Linked DNA regions of Homo sapiens: region 2 is linked to region 1. The links are chromatin contacts, found by Hi-C or POLR2A ChIA-PET in ENCODE. All regions are on one chromosome and are shown on one strand. The core of a region is the stretch at or near the end of the contact, and the rest is flanking DNA. Distances in the headings are between cores, read along the strand shown. Region 1 overlaps LINC01929 (long intergenic non-protein coding RNA 1929). Region 2 overlaps TCF4 (transcription factor 4).

Region 1 (3,216 bases), core at 379-2,878:
TCAGTCCCTTGCTGGTTATCTTCTCAGCGCATATCACAATTAAGAATGGCTCTATTGCTTTATTCTGTGTTATCCATGGGAGCTGACAAATGTCTGTCCTCTTAACTCATATCTTCCCAGCATCCAGCAGAGTGCCTTGCCCATGGTAGGTATCTAATAGGTATTTTTTGAATTAATAAGTGAATGAACAAATGATATTTCTTTCTGAAATCTTTGTCATCAATCTAATCTGAAGATTGGGGATATTCTAAATACAGTTTAAATAGCCTTATATTTCTTATTCTCAGAAAATGGCCAAGATATACTTCTGGGGCTGAATGGCTAGACCTGTTTTCCTATGGGAGGGTATGGGGATTCTAGCCATGTGAGATAGCCCATATTTTCCATCTTGTGTCATGCCAGCACTCAGCAGTTTTTATCCCAGTCTTAGTATAGCCCTGAAATCATGGGAGAATATGAATACAGTGAAGTTCAGATGGAGGGTGGCTCAGAGTAGGTTCCCTGGACTAGAGTCCAGCAACTAAAATCCAACTAGTCAGGCCAATGGCAAATGGGCAGCTCCTGGGCACCACGCAGGTTGCTACAAAGAACTCAGATTGAGTTTAGGAGCTACTCAGAGGAACCTGGAACACAACACTGCATCAGCCTGGAGAACACTTTCAAATGCTGAGAGCTTTCCTTACTCCAAGGGCATGTTTGTGAGCTATACTATCCAACCCCCAACCCCTCATACTTGGAGAGATGTAAATCTGAATGACACTTAAGCTCTTTCTCTCTCGTGGATATAGACTGAGATCTTCTATGGGCAAATCATTTTCTAAAGAGGTATGTCATTTCATAGTTTCTTCCTAGATTTGAGGGGATGATGCTATCAATTGTCCCTTAGCCTTTAGAAGAGAGTAGCCTAAGTTGAAGAGTTGCTTTTGTCATGCTAACCAACAGCCAAAGCAGCAGGAATTGTGTGATTGAGGGGAACTTCAGGCAGCCCAGGAGGTGCAGGAGTTTATATTCTCTCTCTGTGGCCTACTCAAAGGACTTTCTGATACATACACCTCCAGGGGAGTGGATAGAGTTTATCACATAAACTCCTCTAGGGAGGATTACTTAGGTAAGACTGGAAACTCAGAGGATCTGAGTAGGGCCAAAAGCCAGAAACTGGTACTCTGAATTATAATCCAGATGTCCAGTGGGAAATGCAGCTTGGGAGAGACCTGCACAAAAGTCCTCCAGCATTTTTGTAGTTTTTGGATCGTTTACTTTAACAAGCTCTTCCCCCACTGCACTCCCACCTCTACCTTTGTTTGTTCAACCTTTCCTATATTGACTTTAAATTAAAAATAAATTTTACAAAACATAACACAATAGAGATTCGATGGCTAAGTGATCACACAGCATTTGCCCCAAAGAATGAAACAATTAAAATCCCATCAGTCTTGATAACGTTTTGTACCGTGATGCTAGACTTCCTGTTGCTTTGACCTCTCTCCTTCCGGCATCCTGTCCGGGGACAGAAATGACACCACAAACGTTTCCTGTGCCTGTCCTCTCCACTTCTGACCCCTCACTACATCCTCTCTCCATCTATTTGGAGAGCAATGATTTGGTTCCTTTGGAATTCCTCCCAGTTCATATATTTGATGACACTTGTTGCTAATTTGGGATGCCGACAATGCAGGCAAAAGCCCGGGCTGAGCTCATACCAGCCTTTAGCCTCCTACGCCACTAGCATACTGGCAAATTGGAAATGCAATATTCTTAGCTATTTTTGGTCATAATTTGTTGTGGGATCCCTTCTCACTGCAGTCTTCCTGAGTATCCTGGATATCTGAAATAAATTAATATCTTAAACTCTTTTAGATACTTTTTCTGTGCCCACTCATTTTGAAAACACCTCTTGAAGTATCATAAATCAGTGTCCTGCTGTGCAACTGTGGGAAGGGTCCTCTGGACAGAGGCTGAGGTCAAGGACTCCAAGTCTGGGACCAAGGAGCTACCATCTTGCTATTTGCCCTGGTGCCATAGGAGCCTTCCTTTTCTTCCCCAAGCATCTCATGTCTGTAGAATTAAGATGTCAGCCCATAGCATAACAGCCAATGGCCAGCCATGCTTAATGCTGTGGTCTGCAGAGCATTCAGTACATTGTTGCCAGCCAGAAGATATTAAATACAAGTCATGACCATACTACCATAGAATAATAATTAAAAGAAGATGAGTTCTGTTGCCTTCATGGTACTCTCCTCCCCATAATTTAGCAGCTGATGGGATTGGGAAGCCAGGCCAGGTACAGAAATGGGGCCCCAGGTGCTGTCTGCATACCTTCCCTGCACCAGGAGGCCTTGGTTCTGAGCCCTGTGCTGTCTGCCTGCTGGCCAGCTGCCTGTGGACACCCACAGATGCCCCCCTGCTGCTCCAGACACACCACTGGAATCTATTCCCAAACAGCACATGTTGGGTTCACATTTTCATCCTCTTCCTTCTTAAGATGAAATCTCCCATTTTTTCCTCTACTGAGAGACCCTACTAACTTACTTTATCTGAATCCACACCTGAACATGATCACTTACCTTTCAGAAGCCAAAAATTAATTACTGGCCTTGCCCAAATCTGCATATCCAGAGCCTAGAAATGCTAGAAGTATTTTGCAAAGTGCCTGGCACAGAGAAGGCATTGACTATGTGGCTTACTGAAGGGAGGGAAGAGACAGAGACAGGAGAGGGAGTAGGAAAGAGGGAGTGAGAAACATTCTAAAACCCAGAGACATTCTAATGTTAAGCCTTCCTTGGGTCATTCCAAGCCTTTCAAAGAGACCTACATCTAAGAGAAAACTATGATTTTACCACCTTATGTGGTTATGTGCTTTTATGACTATCAAAGATATGGAGATGCCAGGAAGAACAGATTGACAATAGCAGCAACAAAAGCAGTACCTAAGAGTTATGAGAACTTTTTGGGAGGCACTTTGAAATCTTTGACACGTGTGGACTCATTGAATTTCCAAAACAATGTCATGGATATAGTGAGTAATACTGTTATAGCTATTTGATAGATGAGCAGATGGAATTTAGAGAGATTGAGTAACGTAAAAGTTAGGAAGTTGGAGGGGGTGGTGTTGAATTAGATGTCACATCTACTTAGGGGTTTCTTTAGGTCTTCTCTGAAGGTTCTATGACCCTTCTCCATGGTTCCAAGTTCTCAGAATGTGAAGAAGGCAGGCTC
Region 2 (3,216 bases), core at 300-2,799, 270 kb after region 1:
CTGAAACAAATTACTCAAGGCTTCTCAGATCTTCTTTTTCACCCAGGTTCAATGATGAAGGCTTGCTAAGTTGCAAATCATCAGAGGGGAGAACAATGCAAAGCAAAGAAAGAGTAAAAGCAATTTATCCAATACCCACACACTGTCCCTTTCTAAATCAAATGTTCAAATAAATGCAAAGATGTATTTTCCTCCTGATAAACCTAGGATACCACTAAATCACTTCCAAATATAGCAAGCACCCCCATCCTGCAAGCACAGGTGACTCGACCCACACAAAGCCAGCTTGTCTGCATATTGTACCAATCCCAGTAGATGCTCAAATAGAGCTTCATTTGAAGACACTACGACAAGGCAAATAATTAAACATTCAAATTCCCAAGCTGATATCTGTATAATAAACAATCTACCCATCACAAAGTCCACCTTGATATCTCTGGCTTACAGGAAATGTCCCAAAGAGGCAGTCCACGTTACTACGGGGTTGGCCATACATTCCATGCTACTGCATAAGAGATTCTGGAATCTTACGCTAAAAGGGCAGTGTCAGGCCTGGCGGTAAAAGAAAAAGAGTAACCCTCATCCAAACTACACACATCCAAAGCACTACTGTCATTACACAAGCCAAATCAGACATGAATGATGTGACCCAGCATTCAGGCTTCAGTGTAACCCCACCATGAAACACTGGGTCTACCTTGAAAATGAACTTCTCATCCTCTTCCAAGTGCTCAGATGAACTGAAACCCCACGAACAATCACTACCAAGAAATAGCACTTCCTACTGGCCTGACTCTTCTGACAGAGAATCTCATGTCTTCCTCTACTAAGAAAGACTCACAGTCACCTTAAAAAGTGACTTTTTGGTCATTACACCTCAGCCCAAGATGGTCAACGGGTTAATATTCTTTTCTGATCTCTTCAATTATGCTGCCTAGAAGTCTGAGGGTTGGCAGGCAGGGCAACCTTGTCAGAGCTGCAGAGAGCTCTGCAGATGTCTCTGTTGTGTTCACTCAAACTGAAAAGGAGAAAAGATGGCCCTCTGACAACAGACAGCTGTCAATTAGATGGCACGCTCACACTCAGTAGGCCAATGAGCGGCAGTGGAGGTGACAAGTGCTTGGCTAATCAGTGTGCCTATAAAAAATCACAGCCCTTCCCTGCGCCACTCACACCAGCACATGAGGTGACAGCATGTGTCGTCTTCAACTGCTCCTGTTCTCCCTACCCCCAGTGTCATCAGTACTGTGAGAAGGCTCAGGTCAATGCAATATGCCTAGAAACAAAAATCAGACCAACAAAAACTGGCATAGGGAAAGAAATCCCTGCAGCAAAATCACCCAAAAAGGGAAATACATTGATACACTAACCTATTCAGAGCTGGTTCACATTGATACTGAAAGAAGACAACCCATTAGATGCTGTTAACAAAAATACTATCAGAAAAGAAGAGCCAAAAGAAGAGCCAAAGTTATCCATCCACCTGACCTTTTTCCCATCCTCCATCTTGTCTTTTTCTCCTCTAGCCACCAGGGGGCACTTTGGGGCTAGCTCCTTGAGGACACTGGAGATTCTGAGCTTTCACAAGTACCTCAATATTGGCGGTGGGGTCAGTGGATGGGGATGGAATGAATCAGAAAGTAGAGCTAAAGGAGAAACCTAGGGATTCTGTAGAGCAGAAAGGTGAGTTCCCAAAATCTTCAGCTCAAATATACCCCTCTAATCTAATCACTAAATGCTGAATTCACTAAGAAACTACCCGAGCCCGACAGATTTTTACTCACTAATGACAAAAAACAACCTCTCTTTCCTCTTTCTCCCTCCCCCTTACCCCCTTTCTCTCTTCCTCTGCCCCCACCCCGTCTCACTTCTCTATTGGTTTCTAAAAGAGCAGCTGATTGGAAGTAGAGAAATCAGGAAGAAAAACAAGGGGTGGCAGGGGGATAACTGGTAACTATAGAGTCAAATTTGTGGCTATCCACCTGCAGCACAGAGACAAAACAGCATCAGCCTGTTTTAGATAAAGATGAATTTGAACAAAATACAAATACATTTAAACTTGACCCTGATTTAGTTGGGAACTTGCATGGCCATTCTATGCCCCAACTACTTTTATTCAACTCTTCTTCTTCACCTATGCCAAATAAGAGGCCAATCTGCCTGCCATACCCAAAAGAAAACCTCCAAATGTTTTTCATAAAATAACTTTTTTTGTTAGATGGTTTCTCTCTTGTCACCCAGGCTGGAGTGCAATGCACGATCTTGGCTCACTTCAGCCTCTGCCTCCCAGGTTCAAGTGATTCTCCTGCCTCAGCATCCCGAGTAACTAGGATTATAGGCGTGAGCCACCACACCCTGCTAATTTTGTATTTTTAGTAGAGATGGGGTTTCACTATGCTGGCCAGGCCGGTCTCGAACTCCTGGCCTCAGGTGATCTGCCCGCCTAGGCCTCCCAAAGTTCTAGGATTATAGGCATGAGCCACCGCGGCCAGGTAAAATTACTTCTAAAAGACCACTGAAGACTAAAAAGGTCAAGTGGAAAGGTAGATATCAGGGATTAGAGTCCTTCATCTTTTGCGAGTCAATGAAAGAATTCACAGCAAAGTTCTGCTCCAAGGCTTGTCCAGCCCTGCTCAAGTTCTCAGGGCCCTAGAGGCTCCCAGTTTCAAGGCAATCAGGCCATCGCTACTGGGTGCCAAAGCTGCAGAATGTCCACACGGCCACTGCCATCAGCTCATTCCTGGAAGACAAAGCTGCCTTTCTTCAAGGGAAATGTAAGGAGCCATTCAATCTCAATCTGCATTCATGACCAACAAGCTGGAGTAGTGCCAGAACAGAGCCTGAGACTGGCCACCAACTCTCCAACATCAACACCTACACCACATTAGTCAAACCAGTACAGCAGGCCCTACTCCCAGCGCCTCCCAGGTACCTCCAGAAGCATGCTGGGTCCCCACCCAGGGAGTCCCCACGGCTCCGCTGAATGACTACATTGCCAGAATGCCAGGCCAATCTGCTGAGTTCATTAGGGTTTGGGACACACCTGTTCCCTCCTTTGCCATGACTCTTTCAAAGCTATAATACCATCCACTTAGACCCATGGACAGCAAAATACGCCAATATCACACAGCCATGGACATTCAGACCATTTCGTATTCTTTACCACCATTCCAGCTAGTACTAGAATGGGTATCTTCTGACCGAAAGCTTTTTCCC

Evidence for each region. Hi-C counts contacts between places; a loop is a spot of excess contacts on that map. ChIA-PET counts read pairs that join two places held with the same protein, here RNA polymerase II (POLR2A). Pooled maps may share reads with other maps.
Region 2: a loop to region 1 is called in a pooled map, with 2.5 times the contacts of the local background. The contact joins two enhancer-like sites. A Hi-C loop is called at or near these places in 4 of 50 pooled maps. POLR2A ChIA-PET finds 5 or more read pairs at or near these places in 2 of 52 experiments (H1 and activated naive CD4-positive, alpha-beta T cell).

The regions. Positions count from the first base shown.
Region 1 is chr18:55,109,068-55,112,283 of GRCh38, forward strand. All of the region lies in intron 2 of LINC01929 (long intergenic non-protein coding RNA 1929), which reads right to left. Among named protein-coding and RNA genes, the nearest start is that of LINC01929, 14 kb to the right of the region's middle. Within about 2 kb of position 1,629, at least 2 of the 41 ENCODE cell types and tissues checked have a DNase peak (open chromatin) inside an H3K27ac peak, as active enhancers do.
Region 2 is chr18:55,383,207-55,386,422 of GRCh38, forward strand. The region is part of intron 6 of TCF4 (transcription factor 4); the gene reads right to left. Among named protein-coding and RNA genes, the nearest start is that of TCF4-AS1, 68 kb to the right of the region's middle. Within about 2 kb of position 1,550, at least 2 of the 41 ENCODE cell types and tissues checked have a DNase peak (open chromatin) inside an H3K27ac peak, as active enhancers do.